Regions from separate parts of the Mus musculus genome. Here all the other regions are linked to region 3. Evidence: chromatin loops called from intact Hi-C (ENCODE). Cell type or tissue: left cerebral cortex. All regions are shown on one strand. Each heading gives the region's core, and the rest is flanking DNA. Links, peaks and the distances in the headings are about the cores only.

Region 1 (10,177 bases), core at 720-8,719, 850 kb before region 3:
GCCATTAAACAGAGACCCACAATAAATCACTTTTGTAAAATAAAAATCTTTTCATAGCTCAAACAATTACTTATCTTAAATTACTTGGTTTTAACAGAAGATTTTATATGCCAAACTTTCCTCAAATATAGTACTCCCCCATTTCGCTTCAATATTAAAATAATAACAGACTCTCAGAATCACATTGCACTTGAGATTTCTTCTTTCCAATAAGCATTACACTCTGTCCCCAGGGAATCCAGAAGCAACAAGTCAGGGTATATTCTTCCTGACTTGACTTTCATACTTTCATCTTTATCCAGCCTCTCCACTATAAGGTCAAATGGGAAGGCTTTCTTCTGAGAAGATCCCAGAAGGGCCAACTCTTGTATTTATCTACTACATTGTTTTTGCTTTGTTTTCTTTCTATCACAATGCAGGTCTTTCTCAAGTAGTTAGTAGCTAAGTACTAGTGTAACATTCCAGGATTAACCAGTTGGCACCATATACAAGAAGCAAGAGATTGCTCATATGTTCATGGCCTCATGTATGAGAGGTTTTATGACGTTTGTAACCAAGAGCAAAGGCTGACATTCTTTTTAAGCAAGTCTGTTTTTGACTCTAAGTCTTCTCCCATTTCAGAGCAGAAAGGTAAAAACCCTACCTGGCAGTCTAAACCTTACCACAAACTAGCTCAGGTTAGTCCTTTCCCTCTCGGGAGACACTAACTTAAAAGGTACAAGATAAGCAATACTTTACTGACAGATGGTTCCTGGAATCCAAGGAACACAGGAAACCTGAGTTGACAATCTGACCCCACTCAATGCAGGCATGGAGGGTGCAAAGGAAATGAGAAAATACAAGCACACATATAGGTACTCATGTGTAGGCGCGCGCACACACACACCTTTTACCACCTCTATTTTGGCTCCTGCTCTTAAAAAAATTAAATATACGTGAGGTAAGCTACATGTTGTCCACCTAAGGTCTATCACCTTCCCTCCAGAGGACACCTGTGGGGACAAGGAGCACCCAGACAGGAGCTTAGCACAACTGTCATCTGAAAGGCTTCATCCAGCTGTTGATGGAAACAGATGCAGAAACCCACAGCAAAACATTAGGAATGCTCAGGGATTCTTGTGGAAGAATCACATATGCAGCAGTTGTACAGCTTGGTCTTCATGTAGGTCCCCTAACAACTGGACTGTGGACTGAGTCTCAGACTCAAGATGCTTGCCTGCCTTTTGATCCCTTTCCCCTAGCTGGGCAGGTTTCTCAGGCCTCAGAAGTTGGGGGTCAGGGGGGTGGGGGAGCTAAGGGGTTGGGGGGGCAAATTTGATCAAAATGTAAAGTGAATGAAGAAAGAAAGAAAGAAAGAAAGAAAGAAAGAAAGAAAGAAAGAAAGAAAGAAAGAAAGAAAGAGGGAGGGAGGGAGGGAGGGAGGGAGGGAGGGAGGGAGGGAGGGGAGGGGAGGGGAGGGGAGGGGAGGGGAGGGGAGGGGAGGGGAGGGGAGGGGAGGGAAGGGGAGGGGAGGGGAGGGAAGGGAAATTTAATATACTTGGTCCTGGAAAGAGAGAGAGAGATACAGAGACAGAGAGACGAAGAGAGAGAGAAGGTAGGTAGGTAGGTAGTTAGGTAGGTTGGTAGGTAAGTAGGTAGGCAGGCAGGCAGGCAAATAAAATTAAATGTACTTACTTGGTTATGGAGATCACAATTCCAACTTTGACTTTCCACTCTCTCTAATAACCTGCAGACAGGAGTGCACAACTCCACTGTTGAGTTTCTTCCTGACCACATGCAATCAGCCCTCAGATTAAGAGGGTTTAACTAACAGCAGAAAGAAGCATTAGAATTTGTGTCTAGGGCTGAAGAGATGGCATGGCAGTTAAAAGCACTTGCTGCTCTTGCAGAGGACCTGAACTCAGTTTCTAGAACCCACTGGCAGTTTCCAACTGTCTATAACTCCAATTCCAGGGAATCCAGTGTCCTCTTCTGACATCTGGGATACAGACATGCATATAGTACACTTTTCTTTCAGACAAAACACTCATACACATAAAGTAAAACTAAATCTTTAAATAAAATATAAAATAAAAATCATATCTATGCTAAACATGTAGACTTTTTCATTTGGTCATTTAGTCTATAAACATCACACTGTAATAAGTATTTATGTACCATCTACATTGGAGTAGGTATTATAAATAATCTAGAGGTTTTTTAAGTTTCTATACAAGCATTATTCCATCTTATAAAAGTAGCTTGAACATATGTGGAATTTGGTATTAAGGGGTAAGGACCTAAGAACCAATCCCTGACAGATATGAAGACCCAGGAAAACACTAGAGTTTAGTACTACAACACACAGAAGTAGTCAGACACATGCAGGAATACTCCCATTTACAGATAAAACTATTCCAACAGCAAAGAAAGTTAAGAAGAAAATAGAAATGACTATAATACAGAAGCCATGTTCTGGTGGGAAGCACAGTCATAACTCTATCTGGAGCTAATACAAAATAAAATGTATTCTAACAGAAGGCAGCTTTGCCCTTGCCATACTGTATTACGTGTTAAGTAACTGGGCCCTTTTTTTCCCACTACTGTGTAATTACACATGAAACCGCAGATGTCATTCATGTACACAGAGGCCTGACTTAGGCTTGAAAAGAAATCCTTTCTTCATCTGCATTGCTAGCAGTTTTTGAAAGGACAGGAAAAATGCTCTATGGAGAAAAACATGGACACCAAAACATCTGTCTATGTTTAATAGTAATATGAGATAATCAACTACCTCTGTTGGAACTTGCCCAACAACCATTCTTGCCCCATTTTGATTTCATAGAGCATGAGACTGAGGCACAATTGCTAGTAAGGGGCCCAGTCAAGGCACTAACTTTCTGACTCCAAGCTTTCCTTTTCTAGAAATTCTCCTTTTCCAGTTGCCATTCCACTGACTATTCATACACAATGTATACTGGGGTTTCCACACTGCTGTCTTCCTTACTCCCACTAATGTAGAAACTTCAAAGTCATCCTTTGAACATACCTGCACAGTTGTACACAACTTGCAGGAGTGAATGGCTGCCTGCTACAGCTGATCACCAATGAGACAAATGAAGAACCCTTATGACTTCGGCACAGAGCAAAGCATTTGCCATTAAAAAAAATCAAAAACAAAAACAAAAAACAGAATCAATCAAATCACTACTTGCTACACTAAAAGCAAGAACAGTTAACTCTACTGAAATCTACCTACTGATTTCCAGATATCAACATCACAGTGCCCAGCACATAAAGCAAAGCCACATCCCCAAATTGTCATTGTTCCTGCCTCACTGACCTTACAGAATCCAATACTCTGCCTCAACTTCTTCTGCCACCCCTACCAAAGGGATTTCCCCAAATTTATAAGCCTCCCTTCATGCCTTAGGACCACAGCCCTAAATATTTTCTTCCTTCAGTCTCTTACCCCTTGGTCCTACTGCACCTATGAAGATCAATCCTTAAAGCCCTAAGAGAAGGATGAGACTCTGTGTTGATCATTTTTCCTAGACCACAGTAGCCATTCTCCTTAAACTACCTACATATGCACTATACTTATGAGTAAAAGGTCACAGATGCAATCTAACAGACTCTGGGGTTCCAGGTACTGAAACAACTTGCAGAATTTTGCAGGTTCTGAACAAAGTCTAAGTCTACATGCTAAATCAAGCTTTTAAGACTCCAGCAGGACCAATATCTTGGTGAAAATTGTCCTTTGAGTGCCAGTATGCTGGAATGGCCAGTCTCTTAGACTCTTCCTTCATCCCCTGTAAGTCTTTCATAAGAGCTAGTTGCTATGGGTAGACCTGGGCCAAGGGACTTTGATCTTTGGGGAAATACAATTATCTTCTAATTCTGCTGTAGGAATCCCAGACACTAATGATTTAACGCTGTTAAAAATGGAGAGCACATCTAAGTCCAACCACACTGTCAAATACTATGTTACTATCTGTGTAAGGAATGTACTTTTAAGGGTATGACAGCAAGAAAATTTAAGTTTAATGGAATTAATTTCAGAAATGTCCTGAAGAAGTGTTATTTTTGAAGACTGAGTTATATTGTCCAAAAGCACATCCCCACATCGTCCCCCAAAAAGGAGGGGCTGGGGATGTATCTTAGTAGTCGTCAGAGCACTCACTCAGCAATCATGAGGCTTGGTCCTCAGAAGTACAAAGGGGATGGAGGACAGTTACCAGCACCATTAGGGAATTTAAAGTTAGCATGAACTAATGTTAAAAAGGCAGTTTACAGGAGCCAATGTTCCCAAAATGTATAGCCCTTATATACTTAAACCACTGTATTTGAATCTTACCAGATATTCCCTTAACACTTTGCAGTTAACACCCACACAGTCCACATGACATTGTAGAATAAACCAGGCCAACCATCCACTCAACAGTGCAAGCACAAACTGAGTACCAAAAACTTACGATCATGAGCTTTCACAACAAGCCATAGTCATTTCTAGCATCTGTTCCTGGTCTTTGTGCTTTGGTGACAGAATAGAAAACAATTCCCCCTAGTGTCCTGTAGGCGGCTGAAGGATGGAGAGAGACACTGGGAAAAGCAGACTCTTGCCTTCCAGCACTGACTTTAAAGAACAGCTCAGGAACACAGATCCTAGAAAAACCTTGGTGACCTAGACAAGAAGTATTCTCATAACTTATGAGAGGATAAAAACCTTTGATTTTATTTCTAAAGCTCATCCAGTTTCAACTTAAAAGTCAAAAGAATCTATATCCTTTCACATCAAAATATATTAGTCCACAATTCAGACCATTTCTTGAAGCACTGGGAGCCCACACTTGCAGGCAGCCTGTGCTCACCCACACTGGTGGGAATGTCTTCTTTAGAAGCCTCCCTGTTCTCCTACGGGAGTTCGCCTCCTTTCTTTGGCAAATCCACTAACATCTAAATCCTCATAGCTTCTGCCCTTCTGTGCAGATCCTTCCTTCAGTTCACTTTCCGTTCTGAAATTAACAGACCCCAGCTCCATAAATGTGCGTTCTCCTCAAGCAATTTTCAATAAGGAAAAGCACTCTTTGAAAATACCCAAGAGATGTGTGAAACCTTCATGGAAGTTTTCTCTTAGTCTGCTTTTTTTTTTTTTTTTTTTTTTCCTGCTCCAGTAAGGTCCCAACACACAGATGAGTAATTGATTCATATCAACCATTTGTGAGAGACGAGAAAAGAAATCACCACTGTTCTTTTCCTAATTTATATCATTCCCAATCTGGAGTCTATCAAAGTGAATCCTGAGGTGGGAAGGCAGGAGAGGCAAAAAGAAACATCAGCCTCAGATGCCTGCCTCCACTCATAAGAAAGCACTTTGGGTGCCCGCCTGTGTCAGAAAGGGTGGCGTGCCACTCCCTCCAACCTCCCTCTGTCGCCCTAAAGGAAGAAAGAGTATGAGTTCTCTTTTGAGACACTTACATAAGACTCAGTAAACTTCCTGTGACATTCACAGAAAATGTAAGCTGCTCTTTTGCTCCCTCGGGATATCATTTTAATGGACTGAGTGACAAAATTCACAGATTCAGAATTCAGCAGAAACCTACTCAACTGAGGTACATCAGCACTGGAACAGGGAAAACAAAAAAACAAAAAACAAAACCCAAACCAGTGCATCCCTATTAAAAAGGGTCACCCAGGAGATGGACTGGGTCAGCAAAAGACAATCTGTTCCCTCTCAAGTGACCCATTTAAAGTCCAGAAGTGCACAGGTTTAATAAATCTCACACTGGTAAAGACAGCTTATAGAAAGAACTATCCTTACAGAGCGGGGGCATTTCAAGGCGATGAACAGTATAACTTCATGATAAACATACTTATCATTCCAACCTCCAGAAGCAATGACATTTACAGGAAGCTCTGAGTAGACACTGATGACTACAAGAAGTTTAGTGTAACAGGACAGACCAGGTATGTTGGTTGGGACTCCCCCTCACGGGTATCCATGCCATCCAACCACTTTATCCTAAAGAGCTTTTGGAAAATGTGGATGCATACACCCAACCCGGCCTCTTTTCAACCTATTGGAAAGTTCTCTGGGCATCCCATCATAAAAGGCAGGTGAACGTCGAAGAAAAGCAGGAAGGGTCCCAGGGTGGCGGGAAAACAATACCTCCAGGTGTTACTAAGAACCTGCCCCCTACACACACACACCAACTCGCTCTTGCCTATCAATATCTTGTACACCTAAGAGCATGTCAGGCCCTGAGACAGATCCTGGGGACACTAGAGATTGGGGTCTTCCACCTCCTGCTTTTCCGGGACTCAAAGCCAAGTCAGAAACGGTGTGCCCATCCTTTTTACTAGCATCCTAAGCACACCGGGTACCAGCCACAGGTTTGGATAAGTTGTCCAGCATTGCTCACTAAAGCGTTCCCACGATGGTTCTCTCGCACATCAGGGCTCTTACCTTGGCCTTGACTACATCCAGGCAGAGGTACACTCCGAAAGAGCTGAACCGCGTGGTGCCACTGACGCCTACTAAGTGCAGTGGGTCCTGGTGGAGATCCCAGCTGGAGCTGTTCTAACCCGACCGACCGACGGTGCCAAGCACAGACTTCGGGACAGCCTTGGGCTCCAAATATCAATAGGAAAGGTCCGCCTTGCCGGGACTGAGCACTCTCCCTTCTTTCTCCTCCTCCGAGGCGGCTGCCGAGAGCTGCTCTACGCCAGAAGGACTCTTCCAAGCCCTGGGCGCCTCGCATGGGCAAGGGCCTGGGGGCCGCCCTGGGTTGGATCCGGGAAACCAGCGCCAGGAAGAAACGGGGAGCCGCAGCTCTGCCGGCTTCACCTTCCGCGCCCCTGACCGCTTAACCCCTTCAGGGCAGGGCCTGCCCGCAACCGGCCCGGCCAGGCAAGTACACCGGCAGCCCCAGCCACGGAGAAGAGGCGAGGCAGGAGGCAGGAGGCTGGAGGCAGCTCAGCCGGACCGAGAGACCAGCGTGGCGAACGAGCACTGGGACCGACCGTAGCTGCTTGCGGTGACCCTCCCCCCCACCCCCCGGGCCTGCGCCGCCCGCCCGCGGCTCCGCGAGAAGCGGGCGCTGAAGAGGGCCTCGCCCGGGCCTGGGGCGCGGGACCGGGGGCGCGGGGCCGGGATAGATGCTCCTTGGAAGGTCACGGCCGCCGGGGCGCCGCGAGCGGGACGCAGCCCGATGGGTGCGGGGAGCCCGGGCGGGCAGCCCCCGCCGCCACCTTGGAGACGCGCCGGCTTCCCGGAGCGCTCAGGTTTGGAGCCGCTCGTCCGCTGCAGACGCTGTGGGCAGCCTGGAGCCGCGAACGGACAGGCGCGCGATCCCCGCTTCCCGCGCGGGGCCGGGAGAGAATCGCTGTGCGGGGACCGGCGTGGGAGCGCGCTGGCGGGCGCTGGTGTTGGAGCTCCAGGCTAGTCCAGCCGCCGCCGCGTGCTTAGAGCGTCGGGCTCGTTCGGCAGCTGCAGTGACTGTGTGTCTGTGTCATGTCTGTGCAGCTGGGGGGCGAGGGGGAAGGACCGCGATCCTGGGCTGGGTTCCGAGCGGGGGCGGGACCGGAGCCCGCCTCGGGGCCACGCCTCCTCCCCGTGATCGCATGGACAGCCAATGGGTAGCGCCAGGAATGTGCGTCTCTAGTGCCCGCCCTGCCTAGGCTACGCCTACGACCAAGCGCCTCCCTCCGCTCCTTGGTTCATTGGAACGCAGGCGGATGAAACACCCGGAGCCCGGAGCCCGGGCCGGGTCTCGGGAAAAGGGTGCTAGCTGGAGCTCCCCGCCCTTCTTTCCCGGACTCCGGCTACCCCAGATTTGGATGAAAGAGAGTGAAGAGAGGCGGGTTGAGTTCGCAATTGTTGCTTCCGGTTTGCGAGCAGGGTGGGTCACCGTGCCACTCCTTTTACAAAATAACGGTTTGGGGGGAAGTAGGAAGTTTACCCTGCTTTTCCTTCGGTTGGGAACGCGGCTCTCCCCTAGGTTGACCGGTCATGGGGCAGCCAGAGCTGTGAAGAGGCCCGATTTGAGCGGTTTGACATCATCTTGCTTGGATTCTGGATCCAAGAATCCTGTGCAAGACTCTGGTCCCCCTCACCAGAGGAAACTACATTTTTGTGTCCATATATACACGCATAGATGCACCTCCTTTCTAATTTTACTCTTGCTCAGAGCCCCGCTTTCAACGTCCACTAAAGGGACATCTAAGCCTCCGGATGTTGATGAGGAAGGTGAGGATGCGGAGAGTCCGCCCGGACTGCGGAAGGAGCGGAAAGATTTGGTTATAGTAAAGGGGATGGGATGTCCCTTGGGAGAATACCCTCCCTTGAGGCTGAAGCAGAGCCTGGGTGAGAAAGAGGACCAGAGCGGACGGTCTACTCCCACTGGAAGACGGAGCTCCGAAACTGCGATCCAGCTTCCGGGTTTTTTCCTCAACTAGGTCCCTTGGCTTCTGGGGGCCCCTTCCCCCAGAGTCCCCACCTCCCCCAATCCGTAGGAGCCACTGAATCTCTGTCTTCCCCTGCGCTTATCTCCTCCGGCAGCCCACCCACTGTCTTTTAATGGCTGGGGAGGATGGAGAGAGGTGGGATGCCTTAGAAAGGGCTTCCTATCTCGGGACTCTGAGCTGACTATCTTACCCGAGGTGGAGCATCACTCTAATCTCGCATTCGAAGATCCAGCTCCTCTCTGATCCCATCCCTCATCCCCAGCTCTGGCCTTGATACCTACACCCTTGGACCGTCCTTTGACCTGCTCGACACTCTCGGCTTCCCTGCGTTCTCTAGAAGCCAGGACCCCTTTTACCACCAGCAGGGGCTCTCCCTCAGTTCCCAGCGCTGTTTACCTAATCAGTAGGAGCCTAAGTCTTGGAGGATGCGAACCGAAGGTAGCGGTTGCTTCGGAATAGTTAACTGCGATGCTGGGGTCCTGATGTCTTATCTCTACCAGAATAAGTCTTACCACGAACGTTGCAGGGATAGCAAATCGTATCTGGGTTTGATGCCATTATTGTGTCGGAAAAGAACATTATATGGTAAAATAGTATCTAATATCCTAAAAGCCATTAAAGTGTCAAAGTTTAATGCCAAGCCTTTTAGCTCGAAGGCAGCTCAGTTCTTCCTCTAACATACAGCTTTGTTCTAGAACTCCCAGAAAACAAAGAGATCGTTTTATTTTATTTTATTTTATTTTATTGCAGAACGGCAGTCCTTTCTACTTTCTTCCTCCTCCCCCACACCAGCCCCCACCTTGGAACTGGGTAAAATTGAAGCAGTAATGTGTGCTTTCTTTTTATTTATCGCTTCGCTTCAGTTCATCAATGGTGTAAAAATGCATTATTACAATACATTAACATGTTAATAAGGGAAAGGAGAGTCTTGGAATTCACAAGCAAAAGAGGAAATAATTGAATTAACATCAGAAACTCAAATATGATGAATGTGGGAAAGAAATGTCTCCATTAAAATGGCCCAAAAGTGGTACTTTGTCTACATCTTGAAAAATATGAGCGGGGTAAAGCGGAAGCAATGTTCACTGGGGTCAGTGAGGTGCCATAGTTACTACCAGATTTCCTGATGTTGCATAGCATGTGTCAACAAGCTCATTGAATGTGAAAAAGCTTCTCTCAATCAACCCAAGGTTACAGTTGTACACCACTGATGTAAGGAATGGGCTAAGTGGGGAGTTGGTTAAACTGTTATAACCCCCATACGCCACTGGTAATTCTCCCTCATTTTAAATTTTTCCTCTCGAGAACTGTTAAGCTCTTAAATTTCACAGTCTAAGCAAATGTAAGTCTGTGGTTTGAGTGTGTGTGTGTGTGTGTGTGTGTGTATCCTGAAGTTGGAGGTGATTGCCTAGGAATTATGCCTCCTTGACACAAACCAAGATACAAATGTCATAAAAAGATTTTGGCTATAAGATAGTATAAGGAATGCAGAATAAAATACAGAAGGAGATATATCTGTTATTGCTAAAGAGTCAGCACAGATTTCGCTGAGAACTGAGAAACAGGAAAGTATTGTACCCTATAAACCAACTGCTATTTATCCTTACACCAACATTGCACCTGCCAGTGAAAAAGCTGTACTCGCCCTCCCTCCCACACATCCATCCTCCCTCCTTTCTCATCTATCCTCTCTTTGTTAGGGTCATACAGAATTAATCTTAAGAAACTGGAG
Region 2 (10,177 bases), core at 1,450-9,449, 590 kb before region 3:
GCAGTTCCATACGTGTTGGGGGCCATAGACTACAGCTTGCATGTTCTCCGGTTGATGAACTAGTCTCTGGGAGCCATAAATTAGAGCATGCATGCTCTTTGGTTGGTGAATTAGTGTTTGAGAGCTCCAAGGAGTCTCAATTAGTTGATACTGTTGGTCTTCCTATAGGGTGCCATCCCCTTCAGCTCCTTCCATCCATTCCCTAACTCCAGTGGTCCCTGACCTCAGACTAATGGTTAGCTGTAAGTAAGTTGATTGTGTTCTTCTTACACTGTCCTTTAGGCATGTGTTTTTCTCTGGTGTTGGTTGGATAATCATGATGTCAGCAGGACTTTTTGGGAAGGTGGGGGGGGGTATGGGCCAGACAGTGAAGGCCAGGGTATCCTACTGTGCAGACTGTGTCCCAGTCACTCCCAGCTGGGATGGCAGACCAATCTAACTAAGATTGGTGGTTGGTCAGGATTTTAAGCTGATTAGTTTTGAGGCTCTGAAAGTTTTCCATGGCAAGGTAGGATGCTCTTGTGGTCCTGCAAGTCTCCTCTGAAGTGAGGAACAAGGCCAGATCTCAATGATGGGGGCTCAGTACACCGTGCCACTTAGCTCTCCAACTTATACCAAGTATATGAGCTGGCATGGAGGGCCGATCTGACTAGGTTGGGATGTTGGGCAGAGTTCCAAACTGGTTAGTTTTGCTGCCTCCCTAAGATTTCCACAGGGAAACAGGATGCTCTCTGAATATAAGATATTAGCAACTAGCCTTGATTATTCAAATGTAGGTGGGTTACACAGCTTTGGAGATTATATCTCAGCTATTATTTCAGGGGCTACACCTAATAGGTGCTACAGAACTCTTCATTAAGTGAATAACAGGTGAGGTATGCTATAGCAGGCATGCATCAATTGCTACACACACACACACAAAACATACTCTTAAAACTTGATTGGGGATTTTTTTTTTCAGTACAAAGACTATATGTGCTAATGAAAGACCATTTTGGCTGCCATCTGAGGAAAAATGAGAGCATCAGGATGATGACATGGGACATTATGGGTCATCTGTTGATGAAAACCACCCTTTTCTGAAATGTGGCTGCATCTGCTGGGTGGCACATTAAGTTATACCCCACCAAGGAGAGAGCGCTATGAAAATAGAATACATCCCCAGGAAGCAAGCAGAATCCATTGCCCAGCTTCTCCATCAGAGCAGCACAGGAGCCAGGCAGCAGCAACAGCAGGCTTCCTGCACTCAGCATTTTCCTTGTAAAAAACAAGATCACTAAGTGACTTCCACATCCTGCCTTCATATGCTCACCCTAGAGATTATGCAGCCCTTGCCAGTTGATGCATTTGCTCCATCTTTGCTCTATCCATTTTTCTTTTTGCCATGGAAAAGAGCTTGACCAAATAACTCACATTAATATTTCTGATCCATGCAAATGGCCAAATGCCTTAGAGATCCCTAAGCCTCTTTGTTTACAGTGCCCCTAGCCCTTGTATGTTGTTAGTGCAGAAAGTAGCAAAAACATGTTGCTTTATGCTTTCAGCCTTCTCCTTGTTAATCAGTTGTTAATGAAAATGATTAGGTGGGTGGTAGAGGATATGTCATAGGGCAATTGGTTGCAGAGGGGAAACCAGGAAGGTGGAACAACATTTAAAATGTAAATAAATAAAATAACCAATAAAAAAGAAAATGACTAGGTGGTTTTTAACTTGGGGCTTTGTATTTCCAGAACCATATGGATGTTTCCTTAAAGGAGCAATTACATCATCTTACCAAGGAACTGGCCTTAAAGCAGAGGTCTCTCTTAGGTCCAAACAACCCACACACCTATGGTCACTTGATCTTTGACAAGGGAACTAAAACCATCCAGTGGAAAAAAGACAGCATTTTCAACAAATGGTACTGGCACAACTGGCAGTTATCATGTAGAAGAATGCGAACTGATCCATTCTTATCCCCTTGTACAAAGCTCAAGTCAAAGTGGATCAAGGAACTCCACATAAAACTAGAGACACTGAAACTTATAGAAGAGAAAGTGGGGGAAAAGCCTTGAAGATATGGACACAGGGGAAAAATTTCTGAACAGAACAGCAATGGCTTGTGCTGTAAGGTTAAGAATCGACAAATGGGACCTCACAAAATTCAAAGCTTCTGTAAGGCAAAGGCCACTGTCAATAAGACAAAAAGGCCACCAACAGACTGGAAAGGGATCTTTACCAATCCTAAATCTGATAGGGGACTAATATCAAATATATACGAAGAACTCAAGAAGCTAGACTCCAGGAAATCAAAAAACTCTATTAAAAATGGGGTACAGAGCTAAACAAAGAATTCTCAACTGAGGAATACCAAATGGCTGAGAAGTACCTGAAAAAATGTTCTACATCCTTAATCATCAGGAAAATTCAAATCAAAACAACTCTGAGATTCAACCTCACACCAATCAGAATGACTAAGATCAAAAACTCAGGTGACAGCAGATGCTGGCAAGGATGTGGAGAAAGTAGTCCTCTATTGCTGGTGAGATTGCAAGCTAGTACAACCATTCTGGAAATCAGTTTGGCAGTTCCTCAGAAAATTGGACATAGGACTACTGGAAGATCCAGCAATACCTTTCCCGGGCATATACCCAGATGTTCCAACTTGTAATAAGGACACATGCTGCACTATGTTCATAAAAGCCTTTTTTTTATAATAGCCAGAAGCTGGAAAGAACCCAGATGTCCCTCAACAGAAGAATGGATACAGAAAATGTGGTACATTTACACAATGGAATACTACTCAGCTATTAAAAACAAAGAACGTATGAAATTCTCAGACAAATGGATGGATCTGGAGGATATCATCCTGAGTGAGGTAGCCCCATCACAAAAGAACACACATGATATGCATTCACTGATAAGTGGATATTAGTCCAGAAACTTAGAATACCCAAGATACAATTTGCAAAACACATGAAACTCAAGAAGAAGGAAGACCAAAGTGTGAGTACTTTGTTCCTTTTAAGAATGGGGAACAAAATACCCATGGAAGGAGTTACAGAGACAAAATTCGGAGCAGAGACTGAAGGAACAACCATCCAGAGACTGCCCCACTTGGGGATCCATCCCATAAAAAAAAAACACCAAACCCAGTCACTAGGCAGATGCCAACAAGAGCCTGCTGAAAGAAGCCTGATATAGCTATCTCCTTTTAGGCTCTGCCAGTGCCTGGCACATACAGAAGTTGATGCTCACAGTCATTCATTGGACGGAGCACGAGGTCCCAATGAGGGAGCCAGGGAGCTGAAGGGGTCTGAAGTACCATAGGAAGAACATCAATATGAACTAACCAGTACCCCCAGAGCTCCTTGGAACTAAACCACCAATCGAAGAAAACACATGATGGAACTTGTGGCTCTAGCTATATGTAGCAGAGGATGGCCTAGTTGGTTATCAATGGCAGGAGAGGCCCTTTTTCCTGTGAAGGCTCTATGCCCCAGTATAGGGGAATGCCAGGCCCAGGAATGGGAGTGGGTGGGTTGGGGAGCAGGGGGAGGGATGAGGGGATAGGGGTTTTTGGAGAAGAAACTAGGAAAGGGGATAACATTTGAAATGTAAATATAGAAAATATCTAACAAAAAATTATCAAACAATAAAAAAAAGAAATTTGAAATTACTATGTTCTTGGGTAAAAGCTTGCTATTAAGTTTTAAGGCCCAATGACAGTGTGTGTGTGTGTATGTGTGTGTGTGTGTGTGTGTGAGAGAGAGAGAGAGAGAGAGAGAGAGAGAGAGAGAGAATAAGGATGCTCAGATATGCATGTAGAGATCAGAGATTGCTATTGCATGTCTTCTATTTCTCCTATCTTATGTTCTGAAACAGGGTGTGTGTGTTTCTCAACTTGGACCTTACCATCTCCTCTAGACTGGCTGGCCCCAAGCCCATTGATCTGTGTAACTCCAAGCTCCCAGTGCTGCAGTTACAGATGTGTAGATTTGCACCTAGCTTTTTCCATTACTGCTGAGGATCTGAACTGAGGTTTTCTTGTTTGCACAGCAAGCATAATACTCAGTAAGTCATCTCTCAAGCCTGTTCTACCAAGATAAAACATACAGTCCAGTGTTTCTCAACTGGGGCACATCTTCCCACAAAGGGGACATTTTGCAAAGTGTGAAAACATTTTTGGTTTTCATAATCCAGATGGTGCAGCTGATAAGCAATTGACATCTAGCAGGCCAAGAAAGGTGCTTTAAAAATCTATAATAAACAGGACATCCCCACAACAACAAAATTTCCACTTCCAGAGGTCAATAATAGCTAGGTTGAAAGATCTCACCTTAATCAGAATGGGTTGGAGTCTCATTAATTCTTTGATTTGCATATTCATTTAGCAGTTGACTATGAAGAGGCCAGTAGGTGTCAAGAACCATTTTGCTTGCAGTATAAACTGAGCAATGAAGTCCAGATACCTGTTCCCATGGAGATAATAGTGTGGTCGTATACATCAACAATAAGTACATAAATACATAAGACCACTGAGAAAGTAATATTGGCACAAATACAAAAATTATAAAGAAGTGAATTTGTGCTAGGACTTGGGCTATGTTAGCTAGGAGGTCACAGGATGTCTCCCTGAGTGTCAGCATTTGTTCTGAGATGTGAACAAATGTAGTGTGTGTGTGTGTGTGTGTGTGTGTGTGTGTGTGTGTGTGTGTGTGTGTGTGTGTGTGTGTGTGTGTATGTGTTGGGGAGGAACCAAAATACCTGAAAAAGAACAAAGAATGAGTAGGAGAAAGAGTAGGAGAAAAGGTTAGGGTACCTCAGCTGATGTTAATAAACCTGTTCTGGAAAAGGCCAGGTGTTAAATATTATCAACTTCGGGGCCTATACAGGCCTCTCTCAACTACTCAATCCTCTCCTTGTCTTGCACAAGCAGCCATTCATGCTATACAGACAAGTGGATCTCCAATAAAACGTTTTTATAAAGTTGGGCTATTTGTCCAATGTCTGGTATAAGACCTTATAGGACACAAGAAAGTATTTCAGTTTTAAATGAACAATTTTAAACAGGGGAATTAATAATGACATTTTCAGACTGTCCTTCAAAAGAATAATGTAGCCACTGTCTCGGTAGCCTTAGGCTCCTCATTTCATCTCTCTGGGCCAGAATTTCCTGATGTTTAAAATAGAATTGGCTGGTCCCCTAGATTGATGTTAGGCTGGGGCGACACAGATGGAGCGAACGAAGTGTAGTTTGCAAATGTGAGTTATCGTGACTGTTAAAAGTGTTCCCATCTGTGGAGGCCCCGAGCCCTCCCATGTACCGCTACAGCGTTCTAGTATGAGCGATCACACCAATTCATAGCAGGAGGAACTTCCTCAAACTCAGGAGGCAAAATTACTCACTTGCCATCACATAAGGAAAAGCAGTTGTGTTTGGGTTCCCACCTGCCAGCCTGCGTAATTTCAGCTCAAATATAGACTTCGTGCTCATAGCCTCATGGGGCTGCTTCTCCCCTGGTAAGCCCACAAGTTTTATTTTCTCTGCAGAGGCCTCACTTCTCCACCAGCAAAGAGATTTTCTTTGCCTGGCTTATTCTTGACAAATATACCATCCAGTCTGGAAAGTGTCCAGAGGAAGCTCAGAGTGAGTTAAAGGGCGATGAAAAGACAGGTGCAAGGTCCCAGGCCAACAGGTGGCAGGACTCCAAGGAAGGTGCAGGTGCTTTGGACACTTCTCACATGGGAAGCTAGGTCAGGTCAGGGGCATCCTACTTAGGGCAGTGCTCAAACTCCTTCCCATGATCCTCCAGGATATAGCTCAATATTGCCTCTCTCACTCTGCTCTTAGAATGGTCACTCCTCCTGCTGTGGTCACAATGTTTGCCCCAAACACCAGACACACATTTCCTCGGGGCCTCTTTCAAGCTTTCTAGTTAACATCATTCCATCTTTTTCTTTGCCTGTCTAGCAACTTCACAAAAATCTCCATTGTAGTTTTCCTGGACAAAGATCTTCTCTTTTTTTTTTTTTTTTTTAAAGATTTATTTATTTATTATATGTAAGTACACTGTAGCTGTCTTTAGATACACCAGAAGAGGGAGTCAGATCTCGTTACGGATGGTTGTGAGCCACCATGTGGTTGCTGGGATTTGAACTCTGGACCTTCGGAAGAGCAGTCGGGTGCTCTAACCCACTGAGCCATCTCACCAGCCCAAGATCTTCTCTTTGCAGCACACTCTGCCTATCACTTTTTATCCATTATTCTGTTATATTTAGTGCTCAATAGTGTAACACACACATCTACTTACCTGGAATTGAAGTCTAGAACGATTTGTTTATCTGCTTCCTGTCTGTCTGCCAACCTTAGAATATAAGCAAGTTAAAGGCAGAGATCCATCACATGCATGCTGTCCCTCTGAGTCCTGCTCAGGAGTACTTGGCATTCAAATAATTATTCTGAAAGAATGAAAAGTCCTTAGTGAGAATGGGACAGATGCTAGGTGCACCTAGTCAGCTGGTTACTTGTGACTCAAGCCAGTAGCATTTGAGCTCTATAACAGATGACAGTAACCCAGCCATTTGAAATCTGGACTCTGTAAAATATTCAGGCTATCTTAAAGTAACACTAGCTTTTAAAACAAATAGACCTTCGTATTTCACTAAAACCATCTTTGTTTTGTTTTTGTTTTTGTTTTTATTTGTTTGGTTTTTTGAGACAGGGTTTCTCTGTATAGGCCTGGCTGTCCTGGAGCTCACTCTGTAGACCAGGCTGGCCTCGACCTCAGAAATCCACCTGCCTCTGCCTCCCAAGTGCTGGGATTAAAGGCATGCGCAACCACCATCCGGCTGACCATCTTTGTTTCACACTCATTTAGCAATCTATTGTGGCTTTTTTTCTATTAATGAAAGACTTTATGTGATTCAGGAACTCTGGCTCCTTCAGTTTCTGTGGCCTGTCATCACTAAGAATTGTGACTCCTCTGATTCCAGTTTATGTTGAGGAGAGAAAAACTGGAAAAGGCATGCACACTTGCCATACCCCAGGGCATAGAGGATTCCCTGCCTTACTTCTACTCTTTTCTATCCTTCTTCCATTGGTATGAAAAGATCATGTCTTTACCTAGCTGCAAGGGAGGATCAAAAACTTGACCACCAGCTGCTTAACAGCAACAGCTCTGTACAAAGAAATACTACGTGCTCTCAACTCCAACTGCTGTTCGATATTTGACTGTCTTTATTTCTTCTATGTTGACAACTTTGCCCAGAACTAGGACAACTTTGTCCTAACACAAATAGCCAGTAGAGATCCTCAAGCTTGCCAGCCTATAAATCTTTGAAATAAATTCAAATCCCATGCAAACCACAAACATGGCCACTTTCCTGTTACCACCATTCCTAAGGTAGCCTTCAGGATGCTCCTAGGAAGCAAGTTAATCACACATCTCGGAAAGAATATTCTGCTGACTTTTTCATACATTACTGACTCCTTAGATCCCTGAAATTGCTTCCATTGAAAGTCACCAGTGACCTTGGTATGAACAGGATTTTCTCTCTACAGACTATATTCTATATGCCACCTCTGCAAAATTTGATACCATTTGATTCCTGCTGGTAGCTCATGATTTTCTGAGCTCTCAATTCTCTGTGTTTATCTCTGACCATCCTCACCCTGTCCTTTCCTTTCTACTCAATGTTGGTGTCACTTAAATCCTCCTCTCCTTATTAGCAATGTTTTGCTGAGAATGCCCTTCATGGCTGAAGCATTCTCATAGTCTCCTGTATTGCCATAACAAACTTCCACCCACTGCATGGCTTATAAGATCAATGATAGACTATTTCATCTTTCTGGTTTTTAGAAATCCAAAAATCAAGTTGATCATGGGCGAGTTTCCAAGCTGGAGACTCTGAAGGAAAGTCTGACTAATGCCTCTCTCACAGACTCTGTCTCTGACAGTCTTCAGAATTCCTGGCTTATAAATGCATTGATGTATCCTCAATCTATCTCTTCATCTGGCTGTTTTCTGTGTCCTTCCTTTTTTTTTTTGTAAAATCGACAGTCACTTGCTTCATAGTCAACATGCCTCATGTCAAGACTTCAGTGTAATTTTATCTTCAAAGTCTCTCTTCTAATGTGGTTATACTCAGACTGAGAGCTAGGACTTTGACATATCTATTGGTAGAACATTACACACTATATTACACCTTCCAAATTTGTAACCCCTTCACTAGATTTCCTTCTAAGCTCACCATCCCATATTTCCAACTTCTTCTCCATGTTTTCACAGGAACCTCACATGCACATGGTCAAATAAGCATGTTGAAATGATTTCCTTAATTCTGATTGTTCTTGATTCTCTTTAATGGGAGATGGCTCACCATCTGTCCGCTTTTCCAAGCTAGCAGCATGAGGCACATCCTGGATTCCTTCCTCTCTTGCCTCCCACTTTCAATCTGAAACTGACTTGCATGAATATAGCTGGGAAATATCCCCCAACTCCTCCTCTGCCGGTGTCTCCAGCTTGTTACAGAGCTCAATATTTTTCACTCCTGGTTTGCCCACAATTTCTTCACTCACTTCTTCCTTAATTTCTCCAATTTAATATTAGAACTGTTTGCAGAACAGTTTCCTCCTAAAGCTTCAACAGGTTCATGGAAGAGGTCTGTATTCCTTCATCTAAAATCTGGGTTTTATGAAAGCACAAGAATCTTTTGGATTTAAGAGATGCCATGTACAGCATATTCTGTAGGTCTATCAGTACACCATGGGATAACACCATCATCGCAAACATGGATGAGTACTGTCTATGAACATCCACATGAAGAGGGTTAAAGATTGTGAAGAAATGCCTTATAAGTTCAGCTGTGTTCTCTATCAAATTAGTTTGTGCCAACACATGAAGAAATATTCAGTTGTCAGGTTTCTGAGTTTCAAGAGGGTAGATGATGGCTTCTAATCTTGTATTTTCTTTGTGGAAGTTTTTATTGGTTCCCAATTGTCTCATCCATTGGGCTTTAAAAACTACTTCTTTACTGGGTTGTGACCTTCAGATATGTGCATGCTGATCACAACATTTTTAAATGTTCAAAGTGGCAAGCCTTTAGGATAAAGAGACTTGCACAGACTTCTACTGCTCCCTATAGTGTTTTGAACATATTAGCTCAAAATTTACATTTTTCTTTATCCTGAGTATTTGACCTTCAGTAACATTGTCTCTAAACTAATAGTTACACATAGTGTGATGTGCAAATCTCTTTAAAGCACACCCAAGTAACTTCTCCAGTTATCTCCAGCTCATCCTTCTCCTGCTGTTTCCTTAGCCTCCTTCTTACCCCAGGCACAATCATATTGTCCAGGTAAATGCAGATCCTTAGTTTGTGAAGCCAAGTTCTCACATTTGCCTAAAATCTCCTTTATTCCCATATTTCTGAAAATTAATATTGATTGATTGATTCATTCATTCAACAAATATCCACAGAGCCTAAAACTGTGAAGTTTTATGCTGTGTTAGAGAACAAGACAGAAAAATCATTAGCTTTATAGAACCTACATAATCTGCTAAATATCCTGGGTACCCTAAGTCACACCAGTTAACTATTAGGTCAACATGATATAGATTATCTCACAACAAGTTGATTTTGAGTGCCAGTTTTTTACATTAGGATAGAATGAATTACAGGGCAATCTTAACCATGAAATCAAAATATAATACAATGCAACTGTGCACCACTTTAATTTAGCAGCTATCATCTGTCCCACATGGTTATAAGACAGCTCCCTCTAGACAACCACTTTAACACTTGTGGAGGCAGAAAGGAAGACTTAGTGATTACAATAGTGGTTCTTACAACTCTATCTATGGGTGACAAATACTAGATCTGATTTCCATTCTTTGGCTAGTGCATGTCATAGATTTCATATAACTTTTGGGATCTGAGAGTATACTTGGGAGAAATTTGTGAAATACCTAGTGCTCTCTGTAACAAGCATTCTTCTGTTAACAGCTGGGCATGAATGTTAGAACTCTCCCTTTTAGGGACCACAGGCAAGAATCTCTTAACTTCTTAAACCTGCATCAGGGAGGACCTGCTTTTACAAGGCCTGGAACTCCAAGCTGCATTCTGGAGGCTGGGGCTAGGTATGGTTGGAACCCTTCATGGAAGACAAAGGTGAAAGGTAATTCATGAATCAGGT
Region 3 (10,177 bases), core at 1,357-9,356:
TTTTATGAAGCCACTATTACTCTGATACCTAAACCACAGAAAGATCCAACAAAGATAGAGAACTTCAGACCAATTTCTCTTATGAACATCGATGCAAAAATTCTTAATAAAATTCTCGCTAACCGAATCCAAGAACACATTAAAGCAATCATCCATCCTGACCAAGTAGGTTTTATTCCAGGGATGCAGGGATGGTTTAATATACGAAAATCCATCAATGTAATCCATTATATAAACAAACTCAAAGACAAAAACCACATGATCATCTCGTTAGATGCAGAAAAAGCATTTGACAAGATCCAACACCCATTCATGATAAAAGTCCTGGAAAGATCAGGAATTCAAGGCCAATACCTAAACATGATAAAAGCAATCTACAGCAAACCAGTAGCCAACATCAAAGTAAATGGAGAGAAGCTGGAAGCAATCCCACTAAAATCAGGGACTAGACAAGGCTGCCCACTTTCTCCCTACCTTTTCAACATAGTACTTGAAGTATTAGCCAGAGCAATTCGACAACAAAAGGAGATCAAGGGGATACAAATTGGAAAAGAGGAAGTCAAAATATCACTTTTTGCAGATGATATGATAGTATATATAAGTGACCCTAAAAATTCCAACAGAGAACTCCTAAACCTGATAAACAGCTTCGGTGAAGTAGCTGGATATAAAATTAACTCAAACAAGTCAATGGCCTTTCTCTACACAAAGAATAAACAAGCTGAGAAAGAAATTAGGGAAACAACACCCTTCTCAATAGCCACAAATAATATAAAATATCTCGGCGTGACTCTAACGAAGGAAGTGAAAGATCTGTATGATAAAAACTTCAAGTCCCTGAAGAAAGAAATTAAAGAAGATCTCAGAAGATGGAAAGATCTCCCATGCTCATGGATTGGCAGGACCAACATTGTAAAAATGGCTATCTTGCCAAAAGCAATCTACAGATTCAATGCAATCCCCATTAAAATTCCAACTCAATTCTTCAACGAATTAGAAGGAGCAATTTGCAAATTCATCTGGAATAACAAAAAACCGAGGATAGCAAAAACTCTTCTCAAGGATAAAAGAACCTCTGGTGGAATCACCATGCCTGACCTAAAGCTTTACTACAGAGCAATTGTGATAAAAACTGCATGGTACTGGTATAGAGACAGACAAGTGGACCAATGGAATAGAATTGAAGACCCAGAAATGAACCCACACACCTATGGTCACTTGATCTTCGACAAGGGAGCCAAAACCATCCAGTGGAAGAAAGACAGCATTTTCAACAATTGGTGCTGGCACAACTGGTTGTTATCATGTAGAAGAATGCGAATCGATCCATACTTATCTCCTTGTACTAAGGTCAAATCTAAGTGGATCAAGGAACTTCACATAAAACCAGAGACACTGAAACTTATAGAGGAGAAAGTGGGGAAAAGCCTTGAAGATATGGGCACAGGGGAAAAATTCCTGAACAGAACAGCAATGGCTTGTGCTGTAAGATCGAGAATCGACAAATGGGACCTAATGAAACTCCAAAGTTTCTGCAAGGCAAAAGACACTGTCTATAAGACAAAAAGACCACCAACAGACTGGGAAAGGATCTTTACCTATCCTAAATCAGATAGGGGACTAATATCCAACATATATAAAGAACTCAAGAAGGTGGACCTCAGAAAATCAAATAACCCCCTTAAAAAATGGGGCTCAGAACTGAACAAAGAATTCTCACCTGAGGAATACCGAATGGCAGAGAAGCACCTGAAAAAATGTTCAACATCCTTAATCATCAGGGAAATGCAAATCAAAACAACCCTGAGATTCCACCTCACACCAGTGAGAATGGCTAAGATCAAAAATTCAGGTGACAGCAGATGCTGGCGAGGATGTGGAGAAAGAGGAACACTCCTCCATTGTTGGTGGGATTGCAGGCTTGTACAACCACTCTGGAAATCAGTCTGGCGGTTCCTCAGAAAATTGGACATAGTACTACCGGAGGATCCAGCAATACCTCTCCTGGGCATATATCCAGAAGAAGCCCCAACTGGTAAGAAGGACACATGCTCCACTATGTTCATAGCAGCCTTATTTATAATAGCCAGAAACTGGAAAGAACCCAGATGCCCCTCAACAGAGGAATGGATACAGAAAATGTGGTACATCTACACAATGGAGTACTACTCAGCTATTAAAAAGAATGAATTTATGAAATTCCTAGCCAAATGGATGGACCTGGAGAGCATCATCCTGAGTGAGGTAACACAATCACAAAGGAACTCACACAATATGTACTCACTGATAAGTGGATACTAGCCCAAAACCTAGGATACCCACGATATAAGATACAATTTCCTAAACACATGAAACTCAAGAAAAATGAAGACTGAAGTGTGGACACTATGCCCCTCCTTAGAAGTGGGAACAAAACACCCATGGAAGGAGTTACAGAAACAAAGTATGGAGCTGAGATGAAAGGATGGACCATGTAGAGACTGCCATATCCAGGGATCCACCCCATAATCAGCTTCCAAATGCTGACACCATTGCATACACTAGCAAGATTTTACTGAAAGGACCCAGATGTAGCTGTCTCTTGTGAGACTATGCCGGGGCCTAGCAAACACAGAAGTGGATGCTCACAGTCAGCTAATGGATGGATCACAGGGCTCCCAATGGAGGAGCTAGAGAAAGTACCCAAGGAGCTAAAGGGATCTTCAACCCTATAGGTGGAACAACATTATGAACTAACCAGTACCCCTGAGCTCTTGACTCTAGCTGCATATGTATCAAAAGATGGCCTAGTCGGCCATCACTGGAAAGAGAGGCCCATTGGACAAGCAGACTTTGTGTGCCCCGGTACAGGGGAACGCCAGGGCCAAAGGGGGGGAGTGGGTGGGTAGGGGAGTGGGGGTGGGTGGGTAAGGGGGACTTTTGGTATAGCATTGGAAATGTAAATGAGCTAAATACCTAATAAAAAAAAAAAAAAAAAAAAAAAAAAAAAAAAAAAAAAAAGAAGCTTCTAAGCAATATGCAACAACTATCCAAACTACAAATAAATGTTTATATTTGAAAATAATAGTCAAAAGAACCAACATGGAATACAATACTTTAAAAAAACCCTGCCATTGAGAAAGGGATTTATTTAGGTCACAATTCTAAGTTATAGTCCATAATTACAATCACAGGGACAGGAGATTCGGACAGTTATCACTACATAGCCACAAGCAAGGACAGAGAGAGGTAAACATAGGAATATTTAGTACTTTCTTTAATCGTATACAACCCAGTACCACCCACTTTCAGGATGGATCTTCCCATGTCAATTAAGTCAATTAAGACAAACTACTTTAGATATCTACATGGGCCAATTTGACCTTGATAATCTCTTATCGAGTCTCTCTTCAGTTAACAAATTAAAACTGACCATCACAAGGAAGATGGATTTGTGATTCTCCATGGACATTAGAAAAAAAGGTACAGAATTTTATGCATAGTCAAATTCAGTCCCCACACTGAAGATAGGGACAATAGAGTAGCTTTGGATTCAACATGGGTTAGCCTGTTCCTAGTCTCCTTTGTTGTTACAATAAAATGACCTGGAGACGAGCAACTCGTTTCCTAACTTGATCTGTACACTTGAGGAACAGGTGTGGAGTATTCCAGCTTGAGGAACTAGTTAGATGTCTAAGGTTGACAAAGAATAATTATGTTACCAGATACACAAGTAAAAACTTCAAGAATTTCAGGCAGGTTATATGAATCTGGCACTAGTGCTCAGTGGAAAGAGAACAGAAAGTATACCACAGGAAAATGCCATTTCAAACTACATGTGGCTTTTAGAAGAACTCCATGGTCATTCAGCCAGGACAGATATTTGGAAATTCCAAACTGTACAAACTCCCTCATGGAGCTAGCAGGCCAATATTCATCTCTGCCCTCTTCCAACTAAACTTTGCTCCTCCAGCAGTGTAGGGCTTGTGCTCAGACCTAGGCCAGTCTAATGCATGTGAGTCACCTCCCACTTCAATCTGTCTACAGTCTGCGAGATAATGTACTGGAAACCTCAAACTGTTTCTTTTTTATTATGAAATCTAAACTCCACTGTTCCATAGACTTACAGTTTGCCCCAGCACTAAAAATTAGACCCACACACATGGATGTGCTTTAATTACTACAAGTACTTACAATAGACATACTTTGAAATACACAAATTAATACCAAACATTTAGATATGGATATTTAAAAAGCTATGTAGGGCAATGACTAGTTTTATATTAGACATCCCTAACATACACACAAGAACATGCACCATCACCATCACTACAACCACCATCACTGCTGAACATTATGAATAGCTTTCTAGCCTCAAAATACCATGTGGCTATGGTTCAGCCAAGGTTCAGTGAACATTTCCTCAACCATATCTCTACCACAAGTTTTGTGCTAGATGCTTTGGACAACACAAAATATAATCAAAAATCTGCCCTTATTGTAGGAGAAACTGTGTTGTCTAGGTAGACACACTTCTGTATGTATAGTCAGTATATTCTCTAAAAGAAGAATTGGAATGTTCTTAGTACAAAAAAAATGTTATGCATGCCTTAAGATAATATAAGTAATAGTTTTCTATGCAATTTGATTATTGCATGTTGGGCACGTGTATAGACACTGTTCGTACCCAATAAAAATGTGTGGTAGTCAAAAATAAATAAAACATAAAAATTGCAACTTACTGTAACTTCTACTCATTCGCCATTCTACATTGTATCCACTACTAAAGGTCAAAAGAAATTATGGGTGGGAGGGGACATTTCTTCTCCCTTGTTGAAGCTAACAAATTTGTGGGTAGTAGTTCAGACCATAAATCTTACCACATTTTCTAGGACAGAGTTACCATGTCTTAAAATAAATGCACAATGTTCTTCCCTCCATGGTCTTCCCACACAAGGATTTAGAAGCTATAGCCAACTTGGTATCCTGTTATTGTGACCTCCTCTCATTTCTTCCTTGAATGCAAATACAACCAGCATGCCACAATTGTGTTTCCATGGCCAATGCTTCAAGGGAGTTCATGATGTTAAGATCCATTGGGCCTTGCTAGAAGGTAGAAATCTCAATGTTTTTACCCTGCTCTATCTATGCTGCCTGAGATGCTCTCTTGTGAGGTAAAACAGTGACATGGAATCACCACAAATTATATGCTATTCTCTTTTCTTTTTTTAAAAAAATTAGGTATTTATTTCATTTACATTTCCAATGCTATCCCAAAGTCCCCCACCCACTCCCCCACCCACCCACCCCCACTTCTTGGCCCTGGCATTCCCCTGTACTGAGGCATATAAAGTTTGCACGACCAATGGGCCTCTCTTTCCACTGATGGCCAAATAGGCCATCTTCTGATATATATGCAGCTAGAGACACGAGCTCTGGGGGGTTACTGGTTAGTTCATATTGTTGTTCCACCTATAGGGTTGCAGATCCCCCCAGCTCCTTGGGTACTTTCTCTAGCTCCTCCATTGGGGGCCCTGTGATCCATCCAATAGCTGACTGTGAGCATCCACTTCTGTGTTTGTATATGCTATTTTCATTGTAAGTAGCTTTCCTAAGGACAGGTTGTTCTTGGCTTTCTTATCTATATTGCCATCAGAGCCACACCCCAGTTTTAAGGGAATAAATTTTTAGTCTTTCTTAGCAAACTAAGTTATCTGTTGCTCAAATGTCACTAGTTTCTTCTTAAGGCATTCATGAAGGCTGTCTTTATATCCCTAATTGTAGGGACCTTATGACATTGAGAAGCCTCTCTTCTCATCTTTGTATACTTTAGAGGACTAAAAGAGTTTATTATTATTATTATTATTTATTATTATTATTATTATTATTATTATTATTATTATTGTATATGTCAAGACTCTCTGCAGCTTCTTTTTCATGTCCTTATTTTCATTCCATGTTGTGAAATGGAATAGATTTAACAACCCAATGTTCTTTTAGTTTAACAACTTTTCAACTCAGCTACAATCCCCTTTAGTCATGTCAAGGTCTGATAACGCAAAGGAAAGAAGTATTCCCAAGTTTCTATTCTTTTCCTGTAATTGACTTTTCTGGTTAGTGCTCAGGTCAGACATGCTGCTGTTCACCTGGCATACCCTTGTTCACACAGCTAAAGGAGCATAGCAGCTGGAGTACAGAATTGCTAGAAATGAATTTTCAGGCTCTACACATCTCCATTTCATTCATAAGCAAATAGATCCTTCTCCAGGCCCTAAATAGGACTTGGCTTTAATAACTCATGATCAGAACATTTGCAGAATGTGCATGCAAAACTATACCTGGTTCAATTCTTACTTCTGTCACTTCCTATCTCTCATGTCCATTGCATAGACAGATTTCATTCTTCTCTCATGTTTGCAAACCAGAGGTATAATAATCTCACAGAAATTGTTTGGGGACAAAACAATATATTTGTGACACAAAATAGCACCTAATGCACAAAAGGTGCCCTAAAATGTGAGTTAGCTTCAATTCTCCAGTTTACAAGGTTGTTTGAATATATTATCCAATGACACTGAGAATTTACTTGATCTAATTTTCAGCCCTCAGGCAATGCATGTCATTGTGTGTATAAATACATTCTTTTCCAGAAAGAAGGAAAAATATGAACTATAGAAGATCTAGGATAACCTTCTATTTAAAAAGTTCTCCATTATAAACAACTTTCATTATTTATGTTTCCATCTCTCTGTCTACCAAATGCTTAGGTTGAACTAGATCATCCCCAAGGCCTTGCACTCTATTCTTACTCTCATCTGTTATTCTTGTAGCAATCAAAAACTAGTTTTATTCTGTTCTTGAAGGAGAAAATGAGGAGAGATGTTACATTCCGAGTCTCCCCTTTCCTCCACAGGCTCTAGGGAAGACCTGTGTCTGCTTCAACTCTATTCTTTCTGATGGAAGTTTTACCACCTTTTTCTCATGCACAGATGGAAAAGATCATATGCTTAATACATTAACCACAGTAAGAATCAGAGGTTTTTAAGGCATGGTTGTCTATAGTTTATAATTTGTCCAAAACACAACTCTGAAAGTTGTCTGATACCCCTCTAGGTATCCAAATAGTCAATACTTAAGTAAAGTTTTTGTTCCTCTTTATGAAAGCATTTTATGTCATTACATCCAAATTAGCTGGCAATATGCTTTCAACTAACTCAGTATTTCAATAATTAGAACAGCTATATCAGTCATCTTTGAAGTGACATTAGAGTAACTGGACACTCGCCGAGGGCATCCTCTGTAGCCAGCATCAATTGTGTTCCAAGTCATATACAGGTCCACTGATATTTGAACAGAAAATCCCTTGTCTCCAACTAGGGACAGTCTTGGCAAACAAATTCCCTGATACATACACAATTAGAATAGAAGCTAAGAGTAATTTGAATATCCAGTTAATAATTATACTAGATGACATTTGAAACCCTTTAAATTTTTCTTAATCCTATATATGTCTAAAATCTCTAGATTAACTGTCAGGATTAGCTACATAGTGCTCAGGGTATATTACTTAAAATGACAATAAAGTAAATTAAGTGTGTAGGTGATAAAAACACTAGTTGCAAAAAACAAAATTGAAACCAAGTTAATTTGTATGATTAAATACAGACTATCTGCTGAAAAATGTTCATGTGCATTGTAAAATGACTGTGAATATATACTATTTACTCTCTGCTCCTGTTAAGTTATATTGCATTATATTACAAATATAAGTGACAACATGTAAATTTTTCTGTATTGGACTTCTTCAATTTAGCAATAATATTCTATAATTCCTTTTTTTTTCTTTTTCTTTTTTTTTTTCTTTTTTTTTTAAGGTTTTTCAAGACAGGGTTTCTCTGTGTACCCATGGCTGTCCTGGAACTCACTCTGTAGACCAGACTGGCCTCAAACTCAGAAATCTGCCTGCCTCTGCCTCCCAAGTGTTGGAATTAAAGGAGTGCACCACCAATGCCCAGCTATAATTCCATTCTTGTTGGTGACAATTTGAGGGGCAGGAAAATTGACTTGTAATAATTAAAGGATGCAGGGCCTCTGATGTTTTTCTTTTTGAGTGCTTTTGTAGACTATGCTGCATACGGCTGCTAACTGAGTACTATTAGGTGTAACTATTAAGATAACTTAGTTTCCTTTCTTGTTGCCATGATAAAAAACACTGGCAAAAGCACGTTTTGTTTTGTTTTGTTTTGTTTTTCAAGACAGGGTTTCTCTGTGTGGCCCTGGCTGTTCTGGAACTCACTCTGTAGACCAGGTAAGCCTCAAACTCGGAAATCCACCTGCCTCTGCCTCCCAAGTGCTGGGATTAAAGACATGTGCCACCACTGCCCGGCTGGCAAAAGCATCTTAAGGGGAAGTTTTTGGTTTTGGTTTTGGTTTTGTTTTTTCAGCTCTCTGTTGTAGGCTATAGCCCATCACTGTGGGGAAGTCACAGTGTGGAGAGCTCAAGATAGCTGGGAATGTTGCATCATAGTCAAGAAGGAGAGCAAAATGAGTTCCCATACATGCTTATATTCAGCTTGTCTTTTTTACTTTTAAGCTGTTCAGGATCCCTTGACTAGAGAATGGTATCACCCACTGTGGATGACTCTTCCTATTTCAATTAATGTAATCAACACATTGCCCCACAGGCATGCTCACAGGCCAGCCTGATCTAGAAAATCTCTTTTAGAAGATTACTTCCCAGGTGATCTCAGATAGTGCCAAGTTGACAACACTATCACAGATGGTATACCTTGAATAGTCTCATGGAAAAAAGTCAAGTATTTGAGATGAATGAGTAGGTTGATTTAATGGAGTATTCTATATTATATTCACAACTCATAATATCACTTTTATTTTATACCTACAAATACATGCAGATATGGTTTGTCAATAAAATCATGGAGCTTTATATTCTCAAATCATTTTGAAATTTATGGTAATAAGGGTAGAACATTAAGCCAAGGGTAGGTACTTTCTGAGTCTGGGCCAAATCCAATGGGCCAAAGTTATCCATAATTATGGACTGGACACTTGTGTTTCCTTAATATCCATGAGTGGGAGCTGTACCTACTAATTTGATAATATTGAGGGTACTAGTAGGTATATTGAGGGAAGTGTTATCCCTAGGCAGATGAGCCTGGGCTATATTAGAAAGGTAGCTGAATAGGAATCTAGGAGCAGGCCAGTAAGAATTATTCCTCTATGGTTTCTTCTTTAAGGTCCTGCTTTGGCTTTCTACATGATGTATTGTAAACTATAAGATGAAATTCTATGTCCCCAATTGGTTCTGGTGATGATGTTTATCACAACAACACACAGAAAAATAGAACAGATATGTACCAGTGCTATTTAGATCTCTGAATATCTGAAAATGCTACCAGATCATTTTCCACATTTTTATTTCATCAGCTGATAGATTCTGGGAATCCTAAACTGCCAGCTTGATGCTGGCAGTTTTAAGCTCTGTTTTTATAATGAAAACCTCTTCTACCCTCCCAGTTTTAATAACACAAGATAATTCATCCATTCTATCACAATTTTGACACATTTTATAATGAATTAAGGAGGAATTGAGGTCTTATAAAAGGATAGACATTGAACTAAGTGGCCTTCACTATCAGCTCATCAATGATGCAAGTCATCAAACCTAAGACTTGTTTTTACCACTTATAAAAATGTAAATGATGATTTTTCACAGAGAAGGACAGTAAGGGTTAAACAGGATACACTAATAAAATTTCCCATTATATAAATGTTTAGAAAGTACCACTACACACACTGGCATACAGTTTAGCATTTTAGCTTTTCTAACTGACCTACACAATTGAGGGCTTAGACAAGTTGTATGTGCTTTTACTGTATCTTTCTCACATTCCTGCTAAGTACCTATCTCAGTGACCTTTATCTCACAATAAAACAAGAGCATAGTGTTTAAACAAAGGCATGTAAAGTACTGGGAAAGTGTTTGAGACATGATGAGTATGCCTCCTGAGAAAGCTGCTGCTGCTGCTGCTGCTGCTGCTGCTCCTGCTGCTGCTGCTGCTGCTGGAGACACGGTGATCTATTAAACTGTGAACACCATCAGTTTACAAATGCATACATATTTCATCCCCTAATATATATTCAGCACCAGAAGCTCAACATTGAGGGAATGCTCAAA

Evidence for each region. Peaks named below come from ENCODE experiments on the same cell type or tissue, not always from the same donor. Only the 100,000 strongest peaks of a DNase experiment are listed, where the experiment ranks them.
Region 1: it touches region 3 in a loop (4-fold over the local background); 3 of 42 quality-filtered maps call a loop at or near these places.
Region 2: it touches region 3 in a loop (5-fold over the local background); 2 of 42 quality-filtered maps call a loop at or near these places.

What each region holds. Positions count from the first base shown.
Region 1 is chr8:73,346,021-73,356,197 of GRCm38, forward strand. Large1 (LARGE xylosyl- and glucuronyltransferase 1) reads right to left here and starts at 7,520. Exons shown (of 15, transcript NM_010687.2): 1 at 6,446-7,520. In left cerebral cortex, for the core only: a CTCF peak has its summit at 4,556 (motif pointing left); DNase peaks (open chromatin) are centred at 4,490, 4,854, 5,404, 5,998 and 4 more places; H3K4me3 peaks cover 5,090 bases; H3K27ac peaks cover 3,484 bases.
Region 2 is chr8:73,606,427-73,616,603 of GRCm38, forward strand. No RefSeq gene overlaps it. Among named protein-coding and RNA genes, the nearest start is that of Large1, 260 kb to the left of the region's middle. In left cerebral cortex, for the core only: no CTCF peak of the experiment used is centred there; DNase peaks (open chromatin) are centred at 5,367, 7,880 and 8,416; H3K27ac peaks cover 2,306 bases.
Region 3 is chr8:74,194,486-74,204,662 of GRCm38, forward strand. No RefSeq gene overlaps it. Among named protein-coding and RNA genes, the nearest start is that of Isx, 670 kb to the right of the region's middle. In left cerebral cortex, for the core only: no CTCF peak of the experiment used is centred there; DNase peaks (open chromatin) are centred at 4,996 and 8,655; H3K27ac peaks cover 262 bases.